Linked DNA regions of Homo sapiens: region 2 is linked to region 1. Evidence: read pairs that join two places in POLR2A ChIA-PET (ENCODE). Cell type or tissue: OCI-LY7. All regions are shown on one strand. Links, peaks and the distances in the headings refer to the core of each region. The heading gives the core; the rest is flanking DNA.

Region 1 (7,067 bases), core at 981-4,980:
GGGTGGGGGAAGGTGTTGTATGGATTAATGCAAATCCATGACCCCTCCTGGGGAAAAGCCACACACACATACTCCATGGAACAAGGGTCAAGTGCATTGTCTCCACTTTTGAAAGGCAATAGAGTTGATTAAGGTTAACTCGAAAATACTGATGTTGGCTAGAATTTTGGACTTTTGCCAGGATATATGCAACATTTAAAGTGATTTCTGGAAACCTGTGCCCATGGTTCACTGGTAGAGGAGCTTAAGATGAATAAAACAGTGAAAACCAGGGAGAGTGTGATTACTTTTAAATATGCAGCAACAAAAGGGACATGGCAATAGCTTAAAAATCTGTTTTCTAGGAATGTAATATTTTCCAAAATCTTAAGCTGGCTTACATCATATTTGGGTTGTAGGTTCTTCAGACTTTTACTTTTGGTTCCTACCTATTGCGAAAACGATATATATAGGTTAAATTTATATTATAGCTATTTATTATGGAATTGCATATTAAATAGAAATCTTGCAGTTACTGAAAACTTTTAGGATTTTAAACAAACATTAAGGAGCATATAATGTTCTAGAAGATAAATATTTGCATAAGGCAGTTCAGTCCTTCAGCATGTGTATTTTTAAAAACAAACAAAACCCCATCAATATTTACCCTAAGTGTAATTTGCAAAGTAAAATGAGAGTAATTTTGAAATCTTGTGTAACTCTGATTCATTTATTTTCATAGGATGGATTTACATTTTGGAATGATAAATGTGCAATAAAGAGCTATTAGGAAAACCATTATTTCTCTCAGATTTGGGAAATTCTAACACTGCTTTGTTACATATCACTATTTCCCAAAGAAAAGAAAATTAGGCCCAGACAAACTGTGACTTACCCAAGGTCACTTACTCAACTAGAAAGTGGCTGAGCTTTGGTGAAAACCAGTCCTTCTCTCCCTCAGACCAGTGGTATTTCCATGACAGCATGCTGATTTTTTTCAGGGAGCATATGCGCGCATGTACATGTGTAAATAAAATGGTTATTTTTAATAAAAAAAAAATTGTTTTACCACCCATGGTCCTGGTTAAAATCGCTATTTTGCTTCCTTTTAACAGACTGCAAGCGTGGTGACTTGGAAATATCATTTTCTTTCTCATCCTTTCAAGAAGCAAATTCAGCGTATTGCTTTACAGTCTTAACATTTTTTTATGTCTCTAGATACAGAATTGACTTTGTCTTTTCTTTGCCTTCTAAGCTGTTTAGAGCAAGGTGAGATTACAATCATAAGCTGAATCTGGAAAAAAAAAGCCCTATTATCTTTCTTGACTACCCTCATTGCCTGGAAAAGAACTATTATCCAAGTTTCACTTAATCATATGGTAACTTACAACAGTTGTGATTTGTAAAATACATGACGATTTGGTCTTGTCTCCTTTGTCTCTCTTACCTCTTTGTGATCATATTCTGCTTATTTTAATGCATGACCAGCCAACTGTGTTATTTTTCAGAAAGACCACCCCACATATAAAATGGAGTGGTCTTTAAATGTCTTGGGCTTTGAAAGATTGTTTAGCCATTCCTTCCCAAGTGCTTCAGGTTTGGATTTTGGAAACGTATGTTTTTGCCATTGGTGTCACTGCAAATGTTCTCATCTTCCTTTTTTCTTTGAATTTGATCAAACTTTGTTCACTTGTAGTACTTCCACGATCAGCAGAGTCTGTCTAGTCTTTCCTGCTTTTTCCTTTTTTTTGTTCCAAATTTTCCTTTTTTTTTTTTTCCATTTCTTTACTTTCCTTTGATACATCTTTTTAAAAAGTCAAAGTGGAAATATATGTAATTGACCAATGCTATAGCAGTTTATAGATGATATAAATTATTAAAAGAAATAAATACATATTTTATAACTGGATTTATATCATAAAATATTTCTAACCTTTATAGAAGGATTTATATATTTTTATTTATATCTTTTAAGTACTTATATCTTTTTAATACTGCTACGGCATTGGTCACTTGTATGTATTCGGCTCTGATTTTCCTAAAAGACATAGTAAAGGAAAGTAATAGAAATACACACATATATGTGTGTATATGTATGTGTATACACACATATATGTGTGTATATGTGTGTATATGTGTGTATACACACATACATGTGTGTATATGTGTATATATAGTGTGTAAACACACACAGGCACAGCATATAGTAAATAAGAGAATTTCATATCTTTACAAATATATTCAAAAGAGAACCACTTCAAACACATGGGTTTTACTGAATGAAGATCACTTCTACCTTTATGTGGTGGTCTAAGGTTTCTGTCACTTTCTTTGTTAGTTGTATTTGAAAGCAGGTGAGTAAACCAGAAAGAAATGATTCAGTCTGCCTGCTCCAGGCACAGAAGTAGAGGGATATAGGCCTGCAGCTCTCAGGCTTTCTGTGGACCTGCTTCCCCACTCTGTTTTGAGGCAGAAACTGGGGGATGTCAGCTCAAGCTTTGCTTGGCCACATGTGCCTCCACGGCTAGCTGAGAGTCACGTAGATGCCACTTGTCACATACACCCTTGGATCTGAGCTGCTTGAGGGTGTTACCACACATCACAGCTTGGTGCTGGGGCTCAGCATGGCCAGGTGGCTAACCAGGGCTTGGTGTCAACTACATTTGGGATGATGACACTTGGAGGACACAGAGCCACTGTGCAGCAGGAGTCGCCACTGCTAACAGCCAGAGGTTGGTGCCCATTTTGCCCCAATCCTCCTCAGTCCCTTCTCAAGTGGAAATTTTGCAAGTCGACTTCTGCAGCGTGCGTAGTACAATTTGGCTGACAGCAGTTTCTGGCAAAAGAAATAACCAAATTATTATTCAGTCATGGTTTTTTAACAGCCGCAAAGCAAGTGGATGTTAACTAAATGATGCAATTTATTCCCTTCCCTCTTATTGCCAGCTTGCCTATTACAGAGCGACTGCCAGTTTTCAATAAGTGGTACCCAGATGGTATTCGCATGCCGCCCACTTGGTTACAGAGCCGAAGCGGGGAATAACTCGGCAGACACTACAAGCTGTGGGTCAATTGAGGGGGAATGCCTGTTGCTTCACAGTTTTGCATATGTAAATCTGTTAATGTTATGTCAGTATTGTGCGGGCTAAACACAAGCATTGCCTTTCTCTGGGGGCCCAGCTGAACTTGGACCACAGCCCAGTTATACCGAGGCTCGGAGAGCGAAGCTGCAGTTTGAGGATGCTACACCGCCTGCTCCCCTCCACTCTTGCCTCCATGCTTTTGTGTTATCTGCAGCCCAAGCTGGATGCAGGAAGTGTCTGCCATAGGCTGACTCCATAATAGGACAGGCAGGCCGGGTTTTATGAGCTGGCTGCGGAGGGAGGAGTGTGAGTATGTGTCTATTTTTAGGCCAGCCTTCAAGACAGTTCCTTTGGCCCAGCCTGCGCCTGCCTGCCTCGCTCACACTCTCCTCTGTGTGTCTGCCACACTTCTGCTCTCCATTTCATCAACTGCAGATGTGGCACACAGCCGTCTTAGAAAAGTCATGAACTGTGTCGTCTGTGCGGCTTAACAGCCAACATCTGCTGCAGCAGGCTGAAGGAAGAGGCAGGGAAATCATTTTCGGGAATGCACTCAAGTGCCTCAACTTAGCCTCTACTTTGGCCTGTGCAGACAATTATTTTACACTAATTGCATCAAGATAGCAGCTATAAAAACGAGATTTCGATCGCTCTGCTCCCCCACCCCTCTTGTGAAAGTTGCAGTTACAAAGGGGTAGTTCTTTTTTCTTTTTATTGTGGTTTGTTTCTTGTTCTCAAAAGCTTATTACATTGGGTGCAAACAACAACAAAAATGCCATAAAAAGGCAAGAATCGTAATATGCTTAAGAGCTAAAAAGACCTATGGTGTTGGTTTAACCAATGAAAATATTCCTGCAGGTATTGTAAAATTTATGTGCCATATGAAAAACATTAAGGGTGTTGTTTTTTTCACAGAGGAAAATGTTCATTGTTGAGCCATTTTGTAAATTATTTTAATGCTGCATTTCTGCTTAAACCTCATGATTTTGATATATAAGCCAGTTTAATGTTTTCTATACAGACCCTGGCTTTTCTTAAATTTTATATATTGGAAAGCCCATGTTTGTATTGGAAACTGCTGGTTTCTTTCATACTGAAAATCTGTCTCGCGCGGCGTGATGCCATGTGGCAAAGGAGTAGTTTGACCAGAGTCAAACCTCGAGTGTTGACTTTTGAGTCCTAAAAACTAGGCAAGACCGTCTGAATAAATAATCTAGAAGGTGTTTTTTTGTTTGTTTTAAAACCAGGAGTCTTTTGACAGCAATAAGAATAGCATCTCTGCAGTACAGTATGGACTTTCTAATGCATTGGTCTGTTTCAACTTTTCATCTTCTTGTAACAGAGGCAACATTGTGTTCAGTATCTGAGCCTTAACTTTTTTTTTTTAATGCTCTCGGAGTAAATTCTGGTGAAATACGCATTCCAGCATCTCGGATTCTCTTGAAAGATTTGTTTCTGTGACATTTTGCTGTATCTGTTGTGCAGCTAGAGTAGCATGCTTCTCTCCTCACATTTCAAGTCTCTAGACTTTGTTCTGAAGAGCCAGATGGAAGTATGCAGATTGTTTTTATCTTTTGTCCTTCACACTGTAACCTGATCTCCAGCATATCTAGACATCTAGCAGAAAATTTACTATGTGAAAGCAAGGAAATGATTTAGAAATATGGACCAGCCAGGAAAGAAAGGGCTCAAGATGTACTTTATCAGAGTAAATCTCTCCACCCAACTCCCATACCCTTCTTTTTTTATTTTCATTAAAAAATGCTTTTCTCTTCTAGGGTATGTCTACATATGCCCAAATATTATTCTTCTCTTTTAACAGGGACTGAGAATTATAATTGACCAGTGAGTTTGGTAAAGGTGTAAATAGGTGTGCGATGAAAGTTGATTACCTAATAATTGAAAGCTTGGAAAAAGCATGAATTGGTAGAATCCTAGACTTGGCAATGGCCTTATAAATTAGGGCAGTGCAGTTTGCTAAAAGAAGGGACTTGTCCAAAGTTACATACCACGGTTGAGACAGATTCAGGACTCAAAGCCAGCATTGCCTCAGTGGCTGCAGGAAACAATGGAATCTCAGGCTTCATGGTTTGTGGGGTTTTAATGGCAAGATATTTGTAACCTTTTTGTTAATGTTCTCCTACCTCTTTAACTTGTGGTCCTAAAAACCTTGTTTCCTTCTAATCTTTCATTGGTGTTTGGATTCACATTAGTAACTAAACATATTCACCACCATATTAGGGCACTGGATATTTGCTACACTTGTAAGTGTACACAATATGCGTGTATGTCTGTATTCATACATATTCAGCATAGTGCACACATTTGGAGTCAGGAGACCTGGGTTTAAATGCCAACGGTGGCAGTTTGGAGAAGCGAGGCCTTAGGTGAATTACCCTGACATCTCCAGGTCTCTGTTGTCCCTGCTCTAGAATCGTGATGATAATAATACTTGCCTTAAGGTTGTCCCAAGAAGTTAATGAGATTATGTACATGAGACACTTAGCATGGTGCCCCTGCAGCACATACAGTATTCTTGTCCTTAACGAAAGTTTATTATTTTAATTGATTATCTGTTACCCTTGACAACAAAGGAAAGTAGTGATAAATGCCATATTTAGCCTTGAGTTTCAACATTTTTCTCCTGTAGATTGGTTTGTGTTTCTCACCCTTCTTGTCCCCCCTTCACTCTTTCTTTTCTAGCACCTTCTGCAGCATTTCTTGTTTTACCTTTGGGTGTCATTAGACGTTGTTTACATCATTGTCTGGCGGACCAGTGCTGTTTGCAAAAAGCTCAGGTGCTTCCTCTCCTGCTTACTCTTATTCTCTTCCTTGTCTAGTGACATTGTCTTGAACTTTCTAGCTGGGAAAGACTAAAGGGGATTTGTCACCTGGCAGGGGCCCTCACCAAACTTGTGTCATGCTTGAGAATATTTTGCCTCATTATCGTCAGTAATATCTTCAATGCACACCATTAAGACCAACCTAGGGCTTGAAGAAATGAATATTTAAGGGCATATTTATTGCCTAGATTAGAAAATACAGATTTTAAGTGTTTTCTGCTACTGATAAACTTTGTTCATTCAACAGGTGTTTATTTAGATGTCTACTATGTGCTAGGTGTGCAGGATAAGCAAGACAGACACTATTTGTGCTCTCATGAAGCTTAAAAAGCCTGACATGAATCTTGACATATAGTATCTCCCTGAAATCCAGCTTTAGTTTTACCTTCGATTTCTGTTAGGCTTTGGTCCTTGTTTCTTGTACATCTACTGATTGACTTTCTACAATTCCAACTTAAAATTTATGCTAATAAAAAAGATTTCAAGCTATTGTATTTACAATAGCATCAAAAATACTTAGGAATAGATATAATAAAAGAAGTATAAAACTCATACACTGAAAACTACAAAATATTCTTGAAAGAAGTTAAAGACCTAAGTAAATGGAAAGATATCATATGTTCATAGACTGGAAGACTTATTGTTATCAAGGTGGCACTCTCCATGTTGATCTACAGATTTAATTGCAGTCCCTACCAAAATCCCAGGTATTTTTTTTTTTTTGGCAGAAATCGATAGATTGATGCTAAAAGTCATATGGAAATGCCAGGAAGCCAGAATAGCCAAAACACTTGAAAAAGAACAGAGATGACCGAGCGCGGCGGCTCACGCCTGTAATCCCAGCACTTTGGAAGGCTGAGGCAGGTGGATCACGAGGTCAGGAGATCGAGACCATCCTGGCTAACACGGTGAAACCCCATCTCTACTAACATACAAAAAAAAAAAAAAAAATTAGCTGGGCATGGTGGCAGGTGCCTGTAGTCCCAGCTACTAGGGAGGCTGAGGCAGGAGAATGGCGTGAACCCGGGAGGCGGAGCTTGCAGTGAGCCAAGATTGCGCCACTGCACCCCAGCCTGGGCGACAGAGCGAGACCCCATCTCAAACAAAAAAAAAATAAAAACAAAAAAATAAAAAATAAAAAAACCTAAAACAAAGCTACAAT
Region 2 (7,067 bases), core at 1,918-5,917, 56 kb after region 1:
GCCTGGTTGAGAAAGTGAGACTCCGTCTCAAAATAATAATAATAATAAAAAAAGTCATATCTTTAGGAATTCAGGTAGAGTTGAGAACAAAGCCTCGGTCTGTTTCATATACACATGAGAATTCATCAAAGGGGTTAGAATTCTGAAGGTATTGAAATAACAACAAACTCAGGTTTTTGGTTACCTGTCATCTCTGTCTTTGGTATTGAGAGAGTCTGACTCAATCTCACTATTACAAAATTGATATATGAAATTTAACAAAACCACATGAATGGATTTGTTGAAGATGAGGCTCATTTTATTCATTAATTTCAATTGGATTTGGCCCATTATTTGAAAAATCCATCTGAAGAACTATAATGAAAATGATATCTGTTTTGAAAAAAATGTTCTTTTAGGCCTAGTGGAATACTAGAATTTTTGTAAATAAGGCAGTTCTTAGTATTTATCAGACTTTAAAAAACTTCCCTTCTCAGTATTTTTAGTAGAAGGTAGAGGTGCCTGAAATCCTGTGAGCTGGACCATATGTTCTGATTTTCTATTCTCCTCCCATTTTTTTTTTTTAAGACAGAGTTTTGCTCTTGTCACCCAGGCTGGAATGCAATGGCACAATCTCAGCTCACTGCAACCTCCACTTCCTGGGTTCAAGTGATTCTCCTCCCTCAGCCTCCCAATTAGCTGGGATTGCAGGTGCCCACCACCACACCCAGCTAATTTTTGTATCTTTTAGTAGAGACAGGGTTTAATTATGTTGGCCAGGCTGGTCTCGAACTCCTGACCTCAGGTGATCTGTCCACCTGAGCCTCCCAAAGTTCTAGGATTACAGGTGTGAGGCACTGTGCCTGGCCCCATTTTTTTCTCAAGGTGCATTTCCAAGGCTTGCTCAAAGGACTCACTCTCTTCCTCTGTGCTGCAGTGACTGGCCTTCCGTGCATTATGCATCTGATAGTTAGTCATTCCATTGTCAAACATTTATTCACAGTCCTGTGCCTTTTAGAACTTTACAGTTTATTGAACAACCAAAAGAAGCACCAATTAATTGTTACAGCTGACAATTTGGAGTCTTTAGGCTTGAAATAAACTCTAATTCTGAGTGAAGTGTTTCATGGTAAGTGTCCTCCTGGTAGACCAGGGTCAGAGTTACAGAGGTAGGCATCCAGAACAACAGATTGCTTCACTCAAACACAAGGAAACGAAACCATGAAATAAAAGGTTTGCACAGATAGATCATTATGGCCAACTTTTTAAGGTCAGAAGACGGGTAATGTACTCGATTGATGCCGGCGGTAACCATGCTTGCATAATAAATTAACTTAGAGGCAGGAGACAGCGAAAGAAGGGCTGAGCACTTCGTATCTCTCTTTGTGCTGTGGTTATTTAATGCCACCGTTCACCAGGAAGGAGTCAGAGTTGGCTCCTGTTTCCTGGTGTGAAGCTTTAGTTGACACTGGTACCTATAGGATGCACATCACAGGACTTCCAGAGTGAAGGCTGGCAATGCCTGCTGCATATTTAATCGGCAGTTAGCCACAGTGTTATTAATAAATGTGATCATAGCAATTTGCATTTGCATAGAGTTGTTTTGAGAAGGGCTGACTAGAGATGGCGAATGTGTTGGTTTGTTCGTCTGTCTCTGCTCTGTCATTGCATCGTCTCTACCACTAGGTTGTCCCTTGCTGGTAGATCTGGTGAAAAGACATAAGCGTCACGCAACATTCATTGTTATGTGTTATTTGCTTACAACTGTTTTCCCTTATTTGCCCAGCCTTCCTCTTTTGATGTCTCTCATAATCAAATTGCTACCTTTTGACTTACTAGGAAGAGACAAAAACAAGGGAAATGCATCCTTCTCACCGAAGACTTGGTGAAGGGCTACTTTTTTGGCTGGGAGTTCCTTTCTTTTTAAAATAAAACTCGAGAATATGGACTTTCCGTGACCGGTTTTGGGGTGGGGCGGTGGTGGCGCAGCTTCCAGAAGGTATGTGCAGCTGGCAGGTACCTTGGGCCAGGAGAGCCAGCCGACAGGGTTCCTTTCTGGTCTGCCATGTGCTGCAGCCTGTCAGGGGGCCAGCCCACGGTGTTGTGCTTAAACTTCCAGTCTCTGGAATTTTGACTTTGAAAAGTAATTTTAACAATTTAATAAACTACATAATATGTTTTATAAGCTGGAGCGAATGATCTTAAGTATTTTGGTCTCTTTCATAACACAATGAACCTAATATTGGTAAAAATACAGATCTTCACTCACACCATAAAGAGAGGCTAGATTTAATAAGCAGTTATGAGTGCTGGCAGCTGCCTATCAGATTGTATCACTCGGGCTCCCGCATGCGAAGACAGTGTCAACTTACATTTTATCTGTGAAGTATTTTCGATGCGTTTATTTTGCCTTTCTCTCCAGTTCCTAACCCAATACAAGTAATGTAATTGGCTAAATATTTTCCACATAGCTAACTGGCTAGGGGCCAAGGTGGAAACCATTGTCTGGCTTGATGAAGATCAGAAATTAACATGACATTTACGTGGAGGTAATGGAATATATTAGTAATGTAGTAATTCAGGATGGTGAGAGACAGTGTCCATCCCTTCCTGCCCATAAGCAGCAGGAGGTGTTCAGCAGCTGATGAAAGAACCTCCACACCCCCACCCCAGTTCCCTAGTACCACACAGCAGTAGCCAGCCCATCCCTGTGTCAAATTTACTTTTAAGTTCTTCAGACAGAACTGTAAGACAAACTAATGAATTATTCCATTTGTCAATTAAAAAATAAACCCCCCAACTCCTATTTTAAGATTAAATTCCAATTAGAAGATTGCATTTAATTCAGAAGCTGTAACATTGTTTTAATGAATTCTATTGGAGGTGACAGTTTATGTGAGATAAATTTATATAGTGTAGATAGATATAAATTCATTGGATAATGTTAAACATGTTACTTCATATATATTAGCTGTGAAATTTATTTCTTCTCTGGTTAGGTCCCTAAGGAGGTAGAGTCAAAGGGAAAAACATATCTTCAAAGAAAGAACCCTTTCTGTCCTTTCAGATATTTGCTCTAAAACAGCCTTTTCTCACTTTTATTAAAAAAAAATCTGTTAAATTTCTGCATTAACTGAATTTATGATTCTTGGTGTATGCTATTTATAAAATTGAATATAGGTTTTATGATATAGGAAATTAGTCTAGGAATGAGAATATGATCCAACTTTGTAATAAAGGTAATCTGCATTTATATTGCATGTATTTTCCATTCCTCTCTAAGCCCCTTACGGGATTATACACACATTTTTCTGGACATACAAATTCACCATAAACTTTTAATGTATTGGGCAGACTTTCGTTCACATGATACCTACACAAAACATCAAACCTTTTGGCTAAATTAGAGGTGGCAAACATTCTTGACACACTTTCGATTTTATAGTTCCCCTTTTCTGTGCCCATCCTGTGCCTTGGCAGACATCATTGAATTGGTCATATTCTTTCCTTTACTGAGTGTAGATGTGGCCTCAGAATTATTCCACCTAAATTCTTGTAGGCAGGCTTACAGAGTCACCATTTACATTTACAATGCAGTGTATAAGGTATAAGGCCGGGGCTTTTGAGCGATCTTTGCAGTTTGCCTTTGTATACCCAGTACTTACCCTAATATCTGGCAGACAGTTTTTAAACAGTCCATATTTCACATATTAATGAAAGAATCTGGGCTGGGTGCTGTGGCTCATGCCCGTAATCCCAACACTGGGAAGCCAAGGTGGGAGGATTGCTTGAGGCCGGGAGTTTGAGACCAGCCTGGGCAATATGTGTGCACCACATTGACTTGTTAGGTAGTTTATTTTCTACCCTTCAACTGGTTTTTGTGTTATGTCTGTGAAATATTATAGTTTTGTAGTGTTTTTTTTTTCAATTTGCGTAACTTTGGAAAAGACGAGAATGAGTCTATGTCGCTCTCTTTTTACCTGTGTATCAACTGAGGCTCTAACATAGCAAGGAAGTGGTGATGTGAGAGCCAAACCCAGACTTTCACTCTCTGGGTGCAGTTGCTTTCTCATAGGGAGAGGCACATACATGCCGGGTGCTGACCGGTGCAGGGCAAGTTTCTTACATTTTCCTTTTGCATATTAATCTTACTTCTTATCAATACACCAAAGCAAGCTGTACCAGGGAGGAAGGCATTTAGCTATTATATTTCAAATGATATCTTCCGTGATGTAAAATTCTAGGAACTTAAACTCCATTGCATGTTGTTTTTGAAAATATTCTGTTTTCTGTTAAGTTGGTTCAAGTAATGCACAGAAGCAAAGAGAAGGAAATTTCCATTCAGTTTATATGCAGGCTGCTGAGCTGCCTGTTGAGAATTGCCGTCATTTTATTCTGTCTTCAAGAAAAGTAAGCAATTAGTACATATAAGCTATCATTTAGCTAATGTACATTTTAATTTTATTTCAATATGTTGCATATTATTATTTCTTTTGGTCATGAAAAGCAGAGTGCGGAAGAGTGACTGTGGTGAACACGTGAATTGTTACCCTCTTGGCCCGTAATAATAGGATGATACGGTTGACTTTGATTAAGGGTGACAAAATCAGCAGGCCCCCGAAACAGCAGGCCTGTTCTGATGGTGGCTTTTGGATTTTTCCCTACAGATATTCTATGTAGCACCATCCAATGGATTGGAATAGGCTCATGAGATAAAATCTTTTTATTCCTTCTGTATTCGATCAGATTTTAGTAATATTTATAACAAATAATTAGAGAGCTATTCATCAGGCACTTACTTTTCCTATGTTGGTTCAAGTATCACCTTGCTTATCTTATTGAACCTTAACAACATCTCTGTGTTCTAGGTATTATTCTGGTTTTAATGTTGAGAAGAGAGAAGGTTAGTGCATAAGTCACCTGCTCAGAATTGCATAGCAAGAGTGAGAAGTGGGTTTTATTCCAAGTTGGGCCAATTTCAAAACCTTTGTCTTAACCATGAGGACATGCTACTTCCTCATCTTTGAATAGATTCCGTGGTTCTTTAAGGTCTTTTTGATTTAGGCAGAGAAGATTTTGTAGTTTATACTTGTCTTTGTGAAAGAGGTGGAATCTGACTTATTTAAAACAGCAGCTTCATCTGCAAGATTTTTATAGAGGCAGCAATGTAAAAGGGAATGGCTTCCTCCAAAAATTTTCTCCAAAATATTCCTCACCTCCTGGCTTTTTCCTCAGTTGAAAAAAATCTCCCCAGAGTCATGCCACTGGATTCAACACTGCATTATTTCTGTGGTTCTTTTTTTTTTTTTTTTGATGGAGTCTCTTTGTTGTCTAAGCTGGAGTGGAGTGGTATGTGGTATGATCTTGGCTCACTGCAACCTCTGCCTCCCAGGTTCAAGCGATTCTCCTGCCTCAGCCTCCCTAGTAGCTGGGATTAAAGGTACACGCCATCACACCTGGCTAATTTTTGTATTTTTAGTAGAGATGGGGTTTCACCATGTTGGCCAGGCTGGTCTTGAACTCCTGACCTCAGGTGATCTGCCCGCCTTGGCCTCCCAAAGTGCTGGGATTACAGGCGTGAGCCATCGCTTCCAGCCTCAGTTATTATTCAGGGAACTTTTTTCTCCCTGTTTTAAAAAGTTGCATATTGAATTATCTAAGAGTGAAATGACATGTCAGTTGCAAGTTCCTTTATGAATCTTCAGAAAATAAGAAAAAATGTTGGGGCAGAAGCTTGATAAATCTAGAATCTAGGTGATGGATATAAGGGGGTTTACTATTTTCTCTACTTTTAAATATTTTTGACCACTTTTATTGTATAAAAGGGATATTGGGGAGATGAGAGGCTTATCTAGCTCACTGTCTAATCTAGTCGTTGATAAACCAATCACAGGCAGGATAGAACCAGGCCTCTGCACCCCTGTCCTCTACCCAACACCTGCTGGCCCTCAGCTGCCAGTATAATTTAATTGATATGGGGTCTTAGGGCAAGGAGATGCTGACCTCATCAGCCCATTTTGTCCAGGAGTAATTTACTGGACAATACAGATACAATGTCTTTAACCTGACATACCAGCAGTCCCCAAGTAACTTATAAAATGATGGCAGTTGTCATAGTTGAGTATGTATGACATGCCAAGGGCTATAATACGTGTGTTATAGATTTTTATCTGTAATCTTCCTACGGGCAGTGTTTGGAGGGCTGTAGAGGAGACCTGAATTTAGGGCCCATCAGATTTTCTTCTTTACCTCCACGTTTTGTGTTTTTCAAAGTGTCATCTCAGCACTGCCTGGGAAGCGCATTAAATACAGACTTTCGGGCCCACACTGAGACACAGGCCCTTAGACTGGTTAGGGAGAGTGTGGTCTCTGAAGTTGAGTGGATAGCCTCAGGTCCTGGCCCCAGGACTCAATAATACCGTAACCCCGACCATGTCACAACTCCTTCCAAGCCTCAGTTTTCTCTTCTGCCAAATGGGGACAGTGGTGTCATCCACACTATTGGCTGTGAAAAGTCCTTAATACAGTGCTTGACACCTTGCAAATGTTAGATATATGCTGCTTGTAACTGTATTTGAACCTTTTTGAGACTTTGCCAATTTCCTGATAAAACCAAGAATATTGAGGATGTAGCAATGAATGCTCCAGGTGGCACTATTTGGTGGGTGAAATTTAAACCTTACATATCCTTGAAGTATGCTTTTTGTGATTATTAAAAGCATTTTAAAAATAAGTATTAGAGTTTTTACTTAGATGTTTGAAAAAGAATTCTGTCATCAAAGTGTATGAGAGTTGACAAGTGTAAATATGCAGTTAGACAGTTTCAAGGGACGTGTATTATTTACTGATCAATGTACTGTCTCCTTTGGAGCCATTACACTCAGTCATTTCCTGTCAATCTCTCCACGCTGTTATAATCAGACTATGGATATGCATATTAAAATATAAGAAAGTTATTGTGTATGTGTGGTGGCAGCTTTTTAATTGTTAATAATGTTGCTGCTTTAAAAAGGTATCAGGGTAGTTTACTCTTAGGATGGTTAATATTCTGCAGAATTGCATGAGAAATTAGGGGAACCAAAATTCGA

The links. ChIA-PET counts read pairs that join two places held together with the same protein. Peaks named below come from ENCODE experiments on the same cell type or tissue, not always from the same donor. Only the 100,000 strongest peaks of a DNase experiment are listed, where the experiment ranks them.
Region 2: POLR2A ChIA-PET joins it to region 1 with 7 read pairs; 6 of 35 experiments call an interaction of 5 or more read pairs at or near these places.

What each region holds. Positions count from the first base shown.
Region 1 is chr3:71,539,068-71,546,134 of GRCh38, reverse strand. The region is part of intron 2 of FOXP1 (forkhead box P1); the gene reads left to right. It overlaps MIR1284 (microRNA 1284), which reads left to right and starts at 4,046; the gene lies at 4,046-4,165. In OCI-LY7, for the core only: no CTCF peak of the experiment used is centred there; DNase peaks (open chromatin) are centred at 2,574 and 3,414; H3K4me3 peaks cover 3,678 bases; H3K27ac peaks cover 4,000 bases.
Region 2 is chr3:71,483,996-71,491,062 of GRCh38, reverse strand. All of the region lies in intron 3 of FOXP1 (forkhead box P1), which reads left to right. Among named protein-coding and RNA genes, the nearest start is that of MIR1284, 55 kb to the left of the region's middle. In OCI-LY7, for the core only: no CTCF peak of the experiment used is centred there; a DNase peak (open chromatin) is centred at 3,432.